Linked DNA regions of Homo sapiens: region 1 is linked to region 2. Evidence: read pairs that join two places in POLR2A ChIA-PET (ENCODE). Cell type or tissue: OCI-LY7. All regions are shown on one strand. Each heading gives the region's core, and the rest is flanking DNA. Links, peaks and the distances in the headings are about the cores only.

The links. ChIA-PET counts read pairs that join two places held together with the same protein. Peaks named below come from ENCODE experiments on the same cell type or tissue, not always from the same donor. Only the 100,000 strongest peaks of a DNase experiment are listed, where the experiment ranks them.
Region 1: POLR2A ChIA-PET joins it to region 2 with 5 read pairs; 2 of 35 experiments call an interaction of 5 or more read pairs at or near these places.

The regions. Positions count from the first base shown.
Region 1 is chr2:219,820,676-219,825,065 of GRCh38, reverse strand. No RefSeq gene overlaps it. Among named protein-coding and RNA genes, the nearest start is that of LINC01803, 82 kb to the left of the region's middle. In OCI-LY7, for the core only: no CTCF peak of the experiment used is centred there; no DNase peak of the experiment used is centred there.
Region 2 is chr2:219,710,870-219,715,259 of GRCh38, reverse strand. No RefSeq gene overlaps it. Among named protein-coding and RNA genes, the nearest start is that of LINC02832, 17 kb to the left of the region's middle. In OCI-LY7, for the core only: no CTCF peak of the experiment used is centred there; a DNase peak (open chromatin) is centred at 1,969.

The DNA.
Region 1 (4,390 bases), core at 111-4,110, 110 kb before region 2:
GCAGTCTCTCCAGTCTGATCCTGACAAAAATGTGATTTCTTTTGAAACCATTTCCCACCTTCAAAGGAAAAAGCTAAGCTTTTTAACATAAAGGCTTCAAGCATGGTGCATCTCATACTCCCCACTGCCCAGGCCTCAGGAAAGCCCTCCTAGAACTAGAGGAATGAGATATGGTCGGCAGAGTGACATGAGCCAATCAGGCGGCTCTCGTTGTGCTAACCTTGTATTTGCTCTTTTCCTTTCACTTGTTATTTTGTGGAATAGGATGGCGACAGCTGTGATTCACTGTCCCCCAGAGTGCTTCTTGGAAATTGGGACATTCCAGGGCAGAGGTGGAAAGGAAAGAGCAATGAAGAACTTGCTTTTGATCTTTCATTCAGTTTGCCCTTTTTGGTGTTTACAATAGTGGAACCTGGGTTGGCACTTCCATTTTTACCCATTTTGTGGGGAAGAAAAGACATGTATAGAATCTCTACACACACACACACACACACACAATATGATGGTAGCTTATCTCAGATTCATCACTTGCTTTTAGAAAGAAAAAACTAAATACATGGAGAGATGAGATCAGAAAAGAAGTAGGAAGAGTCCCCAAAAGTTGTTTGCTTCTACTTCCCAGTAGGAGTGAAGAAGGAAGAACACAGAGGAAAATCAAACCAGCACTCAACGATGTACACAGAATCATCTACTTCTGGGTTATAAAAATAATTAGAAATTAAGCCTTTAGATATTTGAATCTTTTTTTCTTTGCTTCTCACACTCTAAAGCCAGGAAATTGACATTAAAGCATCGGCAAGGCTAGGACATGTGGTAATCACACATCCACTAGAGAGAATTTATAAAACCCCTCAAAAGAGTTTTTTTTTTTTTTGAGACGGAGTCTTGCTCTGTCACCCAGGCTAGAGTACAGTGGCGTGATCTCGGCTCACTGCCACCTCTGCCTCCCGGGTTCAAGCCATTCTCCTGCCTCAGCCTTCCGACTAGCTAGGACTACAGGTGACCGCCACCATGCCCAGCTAATTTTGTATTTTTTAGTAGAGATGGGGCTTCACCATGTTGGCCAGGCTGGTCTCAAACTCCTGACCTCAGGTGATCCGTCTGCCCCGGCCTCCCAAAGTGCTGGAATTACAGGCATGAGCCACCACGCCCAGCCCCCTAAGAGAGTTTCTAATCTGTAAAAATGCAGGCCTTGCTCAGAATCGAGGAAGACAAGACACACAGCTCAGTGAGACTCAGAGGAGTGTTCATCTCTATTTGGCCCTGGTGCAAAAGCAACAGCTGGATTAAGCCACATTATATCCGCTGCCAGAATGAGCTGCCTAGGAACCAGGTGACCTCTTGTATACTTCTGCTCTCAGAATACTTCACTTTCCCAGTTCACCTCTCAGGCCCTAGGGAATCATGAGTATTTATCTGCTGGGCCATTCATCTGAGACGCAGAGGAGGAATCCAAATGCCAAGATGCTACACTAAGTCCTAGCCCGAGCCTCTCCTTGCTGGTGGGTGATCACAAGATGCCAGCCTCTGCCAAAAGGAGAACATCTCCAAGTGAAGTACAAGGCTCTCTAAAGCAGGCTGATTTATCCCATCTCTCTTGAGAATAACCCTGCTTCTCTTTCTAAATGAGAGGTCGACCAGTTATGCTCTCAGTGGCTAAAACTAGGAGGTAGCTACAGCCTATGGCACTTAACACACATTATCTCATTTAACCCTCCATAACCACTCACGAGCTATGCATGATTGCTATCCCCATTTTGCAGATTCAGAGATTAAGTGATTCGTCAAATATGGTATGACCTGTCGGTGGTGAAGCCAGGATTCCAGCTCAGATCTGAGCTCTTTACCACTAAATTACAAGACCTGCCACAAAAGAGTCATCAAAGGGTACTTTGGAAGGCCGAGGCAGGCAGATCACTTGAGGCCAGGAGTTTGAGACCAGCCTGGCCAACATGGTGAAACCCCATCTCTAGCCAAAAAATACAAAACATTTAGCTGGGTGTGGTGGCACATGACTATAGTCCCAGCTACTCGGGAGGCTGAGGCAGGAGACTTGCCTGAACCCGGGAGGCAGAGGTTGCAGTGAGCCAAGACCATGCCACTGCACTCCAGCCTGGGTGACAGAGCAAGACTCTGTCTCAAAAAAAAAAAAAAAAAAAGGCATCAACGGGGCAGCTGTTTGGGCCTGGGCTCAAATGTATATTGTCATCCTCTACTTCCTGAAGGAAAGCCTCTGGGAATAGTCCCTAGGGGGCAATAGACAACTGGGACAGCCTGTTACCTTCCATTTGGGATTTGCTTTTCTTCCAACACTTTTGCTACATTGTGGATCGAGCTAATGAATTTTTTCCTAGGTTTCTCTTTCTGAATATTCTCCATTCTAAAGAACATCAGTTCTAGCAATTATCAATTGTTTCCATAATTGGGTTTCTCTACACATTTCTGAAAAGCGTTTTTAAAAAAAGTTGAAGTCATGACATTATTTATTTCTCTTGTCACATAGAATCTCTCTAAAATGATGCGTTATTTTCATGCCTCTTAGATACTCAGGCTTTCCAAAAAAAAAAAAATCTCCTTTGCAATCAGGTTTCAAAAATATGCCAGGAAGATTTTTACGTCCACACACTGGATCAAGATTTTGGTTGTGAGTCGGTCCAACCTGTGTTTACCCAGCAGGCACGTGGGCAGCAGGGGTCTCAGGGGACGGGTGCAGCTCCTACTATCATGGCCTCTGCCGCAACCCCTAGTCTCTGCTCCACCAATTGATACCAATTGCAAATAACTGAATTACAATCTTTCCTACTGAAGAAATTGTCTTTAAGAAAAAAGACTGTTCTTTATCCACTTGAGATAGCTACTTCAAATTTCAAAGCTAATAGTTTGAAGAATGCTAAGGAAGCAAAAACAATCACTAGACAATGTTAATTAAACTTGAATCGAATTATTAATTAAGAACAGACCCAGGAAAACAAAACTTTCTTCAGCCAAATGGAAATCTATATGTGAATTACTAGTTGAATGTATACTGTTTAGCCTTTCAACTGCAGGTCATAATACAAATTCAGGAACATGCTTATTGAGGACAAGCAGCTCCCACGATGCTATTCACTGCATCCAAATTCTAACATCCCCTTCAGGGGCAACATTTTATGAACTAAGAGGATAACATTAAAATAGCCTCCGCTTTCATAAATTCAACCTTGCCAGTATTTGTGAGCACTGAATCCCGAAAATTATGTCATAAATAAAAGAATTTTACAAGCCACTACCTCTTCTTTAAGCTCAGCCAAAGACCATAAAAAGATTATGAAGTTACATCTCTCCAAAATGTGCACAATCTCCGGGGCCAAGGTAGACTTCGCAGATCAAAGAGGAAGGTGTGTGGTCCCAGGGGGCCTGGGCAGCCTATTCCTGCAGCTCAGAGATGCCTCCACATCTCGTAACTCCTGCAGTTTTGCCCTTAAAATGAAACTTAGAAGCTAACAGCAACAGATATTCAGATTCAAAGTGAACATGGGCATAATAACCATTACCATGCGCTCCTAGTACTCAGATGCAATCTTGGAGACCTCACTCTTCTTCCAGCCATCCTTGAGTTAACTGAGTTAGTGACTCAGTGGTTCAGGGGAGGGGATGGGTGCTTGGTGTGACTGGAGGCTCATAAGTAAACTGCAAAATTGGATTGCATTCATTCATTCTTTCAACACTGATTTATCAAGATCTATTCTGTGCCAGGCAATATTGCATATAGCATAAGGACTTCCGAGTAGCATGAAGATCTGAGCAGCCTCTTGGACCAGCCCTTAGAAAATCTGGGATAGGTAGGGAACAGCCCAACCTCCACTTACTCTTGGGGCTGCTTTTTCTCTCTCTCCCTCCCTCTTTTCAATGACAAATTCTCTTTCTCTCCCTGCCCCCTCAACCCTGCTTTGAAGAGGGTACCTGAAGCCAATCACTTCCATGCTGGGGACTTCCCATATACTGGCTTATTTCACATCCCCTTGGCTATATATGGGAGGCAGCTTAGATTAGCAGGGGCTGCAGATGGCCACGGCTTCAGAATACCTTCGACAGAGAAGCCCAGCATGAGCCTGATAAAACCTCAGCCTGGCAGCTGCCACAGGCTTCTCACCTCACTCAGAGCCAAAGCTCAAACGTTCACAGTAGGCCCATGAGGTTGTGCACCATTTGCCCATTGCCGACCTCCCTGACATCTCCCTGCCTTGCTCTGCTCCCATTCCCAGAACACACCAGGCACATTTCTGCTTTAGGGCCTTTGTGTTGGCTGTTCCTCTGCACACTCTTCCCTGATGCCAGGTGGGCCCGTTGCTCATCTCTTCTAAGTCTTTACACAATTGTCACCCTCTCAGTGAGGCATTCTCTGACTGCC
Region 2 (4,390 bases), core at 295-4,294:
TGCAGACATTACTCCATTCTTGGTCTTCAGCCCTGGCATGGATTTGGCCTCTATCACACTTTTTGCAAAACAGAAATGGCAGACAGAATATTGTTTCCAAGTTACATTTGGCCACAGAACAAATCCCTTCTGTCCTTTCTAGAGCTACATCCCCAGCCCTTGGAGAGCAGAGCTGCCTACTGCTCCCCAGAAACCATATTAAGCCTAGCTCCCCACCCAGGCTTTCCGAGGCATGAGCTTCCCAAGGCTCTGGGTCCCACTAGCTTGCCTCTTGGCTTTTCCTTCCTCTCTTGTCCCATTTGGACCTGGTAATATAGGTTCTGGGCAATCTACTTCCTGACCAACTGGGACATCTGGAATGCAGCCCCCAGAACCACCCCCAGACCCCACAAGGCATTGCCAATGCTCAGTGCCCACCCCAGGCCAAGGCTTGAAATTGTCAATGACCAAAACAAAGGACAGGTTGTCAGCACTTTGTGTACTCTTCCAAGCCCACATGGGAAAGTCAACTCAACAAGTTTTCTATACCACCTACAACTGAGCACCACAGAAGTTAAATATAATCAAGGAAAAAGGAGAATAATGTGGAGAAAAAAAGTGGTATCAGCACACAGATCTAGATATTTCCCTGTTCCCTCTCTCTCTATTCACAGTGCCACCACAGGCATAGTGGTTGTCTTAGTCCATTTTGATTGCTATAACTAAAATATCATAGACGAGTGGCTCAAGCCTTTATTTCTCACAGTTCTGGAGGCTGAGAAGTCCAAGATCAAGGCATGAGCAGATTCAGTGTCTGATAAGGCCTTGTATTAGATTGTTTTTGCATTGCTATAAATAAATAAATACCTGGGACTGAGTAGTTTATAAAGAAGAATTTTAATTGACTCACAGTTCTGCGGCCTGTACAGGAAGCATGATGCTGCCATGTACTCATCCTCTAGGGAGGCCTCAGGAAGCTTACAATCATGCCAGAAGGCCAAGGAGCAGACAGCACTTCAAATGGCTGGAACAGCAGGAAAAGAGAGAGGAGAGGGGTGCCACACACTTTTAAACAGCCAGATCTCACAAGAACTTACTATCATGATAACAGCATCAAGGCTGATGGTGTTAAACTGTGAGAAACCACCCCCATGAGCCAATCACCTCTTACCAGGCCCCACCTCTAACACTGGGGATTACATTTCAACATGATATATGGGCAGGGACAAAGATCCAAACCATATCAGGCCCTCCTCCTGGCTCACGGATGGCTGTCTTCTCACTGAGACCTCATATGGCAGAAGGGGTAGGGAGCTTTCTGGGGTCTTTTTTATAAGGGCACTAATTTCCTTCATGAGGACTCCACTCTCATGATCTAATCACCTCCCAAGGACCTTCCCACTTCCAAATACCATCACACTGGAGATTAAGTTTCAACATACAAATTTTGAGGGGACAGAAAGATTCAGTTTACAGTAGTGCTTAAGGGTACAGGCTCTGGAACCAGCTGCCCAGGTTCAAATTCTGGTTCTGCTACTAACTGTGACACTTGGGCAAGCAAATTACCTCAATGTCCCATTTCCTTCATCTGCAAAATTGAGATAATAATAGCAGGACCTACCTCATAGTGGTGTCATGAGAAATCAATGTGAAATACGTGCAAAAACATTTAGACCAGTGCCTGGCACACATTAACTATGGTTTCCACCACTTCACTTTACTCAGGCTCCAAACCTCTCTTATTTCCAACCCATTTCTAATCACTTGTCAAGCCCAGTCATTATGTACCTGCATATCTCACATATTCTCCCTCTCCTCTCCATTCTCTTCACCACTAGTTGAATTCAGACTCTGAGGCATAACCTACCATTTGCCTTCCCCAACATCCCTTCTCCCCTTTCTCCTTAATGAATGAACTCTCCATTTTAGCCAGGCACATGGCGACCCAGCTAAAAGACTACATTTCCCAGACTCCCCTCCAGTTAGATGTGGCCATGTGACTAAATTCTAGCCAATGGGAAGTAGGCAAGCATGTTATGTGGGACTTCTGGGAAGTTGTTCTATAAAAACATGCTTTTCTACCCCATTCCTCAACTTTGCTGCTGGAATGACCTTGAGAATGACTGCAGCACCCTAGGGATGGCACAGCAGAGAGCTAGAAAAGGACTAGATCCCTGTTAACTTTGTGGTGCCTACACATCAATTTTGGACTTCTTACCATAACTTCTTTTATATGAGAGAGAAATAAACTTAACTTGTAAACGTTCCTAGTACAGGCAGAGGAAATTAATCTTGACTAATCACCTCTCTGTTTCCCAGATTACAGGAATGGGTTCCTAATTTCTCTCCGTCTGTATCCCCATCTGACCTCTCTGCCTACACTGCTGCCAGACTGATCTCCCTGAAGCACAGCTCAGCACCCTGACAGAGTCTTCAATGACCTCCCCATTGCCCAGTCTTCTCAACTACCATGATTTGTCCCCCACCTTCTTTTCCACTCTTACCCCCACTCCTTCCCTCCTTTCCCAACCAGATCCAATTACGTCTCATTTCACATTCTCATCCCATTCTGTCCTGCCCTCTGTCTTTACCTATACACTCTCCCTTTAGACTTTATGTGTCCAATTCTGGACAGTCTTTCAGTGTTCAGATGCCATTCAGCCTCCTCCATGGAGCCAGTCTACCCCTAAGCCAGGAGTAATTTTCTATCCTCAGAACCTCCCCAGTGCTCACCTCCTGCTTGTGTCAGGGAAGGTAACAAACATGATAAATGTTAGGCAAGTCACAGGCTTAAGGAAGCTCACAAGCCTCTTTTTCTTCTTTTTAAATTAAACTTTTTTATTTGAAATCATTATAGATTCACATGCACTTGTAAGAAATAGTACAAAGACATCTCCTGTACCCTTTACCCAGTTTTGCTAATCACACCATATTTCAAAACCATAGTACACATAGTACAATATCAAAGCCAGAAAAATGACATTGATACAATCCACCAATTGTATTCAAATTTCTTTTTTTTTTTTTTTTTGAGACGGAGTCTTGCTCTGTCACCCAGGCTGGCGCAAGCTCAGCTCACTGCAACCTCCACCTCCCGGGTTCAAGCGATTCTCCTGCCTCAGCCTCCTGAGTACCTGAGATTACATGCACATGCCACCAAGCCTGGCGAATTTTCTTTGTATTTTTAGTAGAGACGGGGTTTCACCATGTTGGTCAGGCTGGTCTGGAAAACCTGACCTCGTGATTCAGCCTCCCAAAGTGCTGGGATTACAGACGTGAGCCACCGTGCCCAGCCTGGATTTCCTCATTTTTATGTGTGCTCATGTGTGTGTACGTCTGGGCTTCTGCAGTTTTATTACATGTGTAGATTAGCATATCCACTACTACAGTGAAGATACAGAACCATTCCAAGGCTTCCTTCTCCTGTTACCCTTTTATAACTACCTACATGCATCCACCTCACTCCCACCCCACACTCCCATTGCTAACCCCATCCATCTCTAATCTGCTCTCCATCTCTACCATGTGTTATTGTTTATATAAATGAAATCATACAATATGTAATCCTTTGGATTGACTTTTTCACTCAGCACATTTCCCTTGAGATTCATCCAAGTTGTCCCATGCACCAGTAACTCATTCCTGTTTATGGCTGAGCAGTATTCAGTGATATAGATGTACCATAGTTTATTTAACCATTCGCCCACTGAGAAACATCTAGCTTATTCCCAGTCTTTGGCTATTACAAATGAAGCTGCTATCAATATTTGTCAACAGGTTTTTGTGTATTCTTCCTCTGTTTTTAGAAATACAAATGCAAATCCTGGTGGACTTTTGCTACAAAGACGTTATTTCCTTTAAAGCTGTAAGTTAAACAAGAGAGTCACAAGCCTCCTTGGACCATGACTCCTGCTCAGAGGCTCTGGCATCTTCTTGAGCAGGAAGCCATACCAGCACTGGGCTTCCTCCTTCTGGCTTCACATCTATGGGTGGGGCTCACCAAACCCCCAAACCATGCCCCCCCATTTTAAACCTGCTGTCAACATCCTCCATGATAGCCCTTTTTCCAGAAGCTAGGAAAGAAATAGAAATAAAAGCCCAAAGCAGATTTATCCTGGCTCAAGAAGACATTACGTATCTCAGAGAACTTTCAAACTAGAAACTGCCTTTTCAGGGGTTCTCTGCCCCTTATGAGAAGGAGTCACTGGGGCCATTTCCTCCTGTCTTCTTTCATTACATTTTGTCTCCTTCTATCTTAACACACCCTATAGTAACGGTGTGTCTATTTGCATCCCTTCCCATCCCCAGCTATACTTGACTTCTCTCCTGGTAGACTGTAAACTTCTTGGGGAAGAATCTAAATTTGGTTCATCTTTGCAGCCCTACCGAGCATACCTAGACCAATACCTCG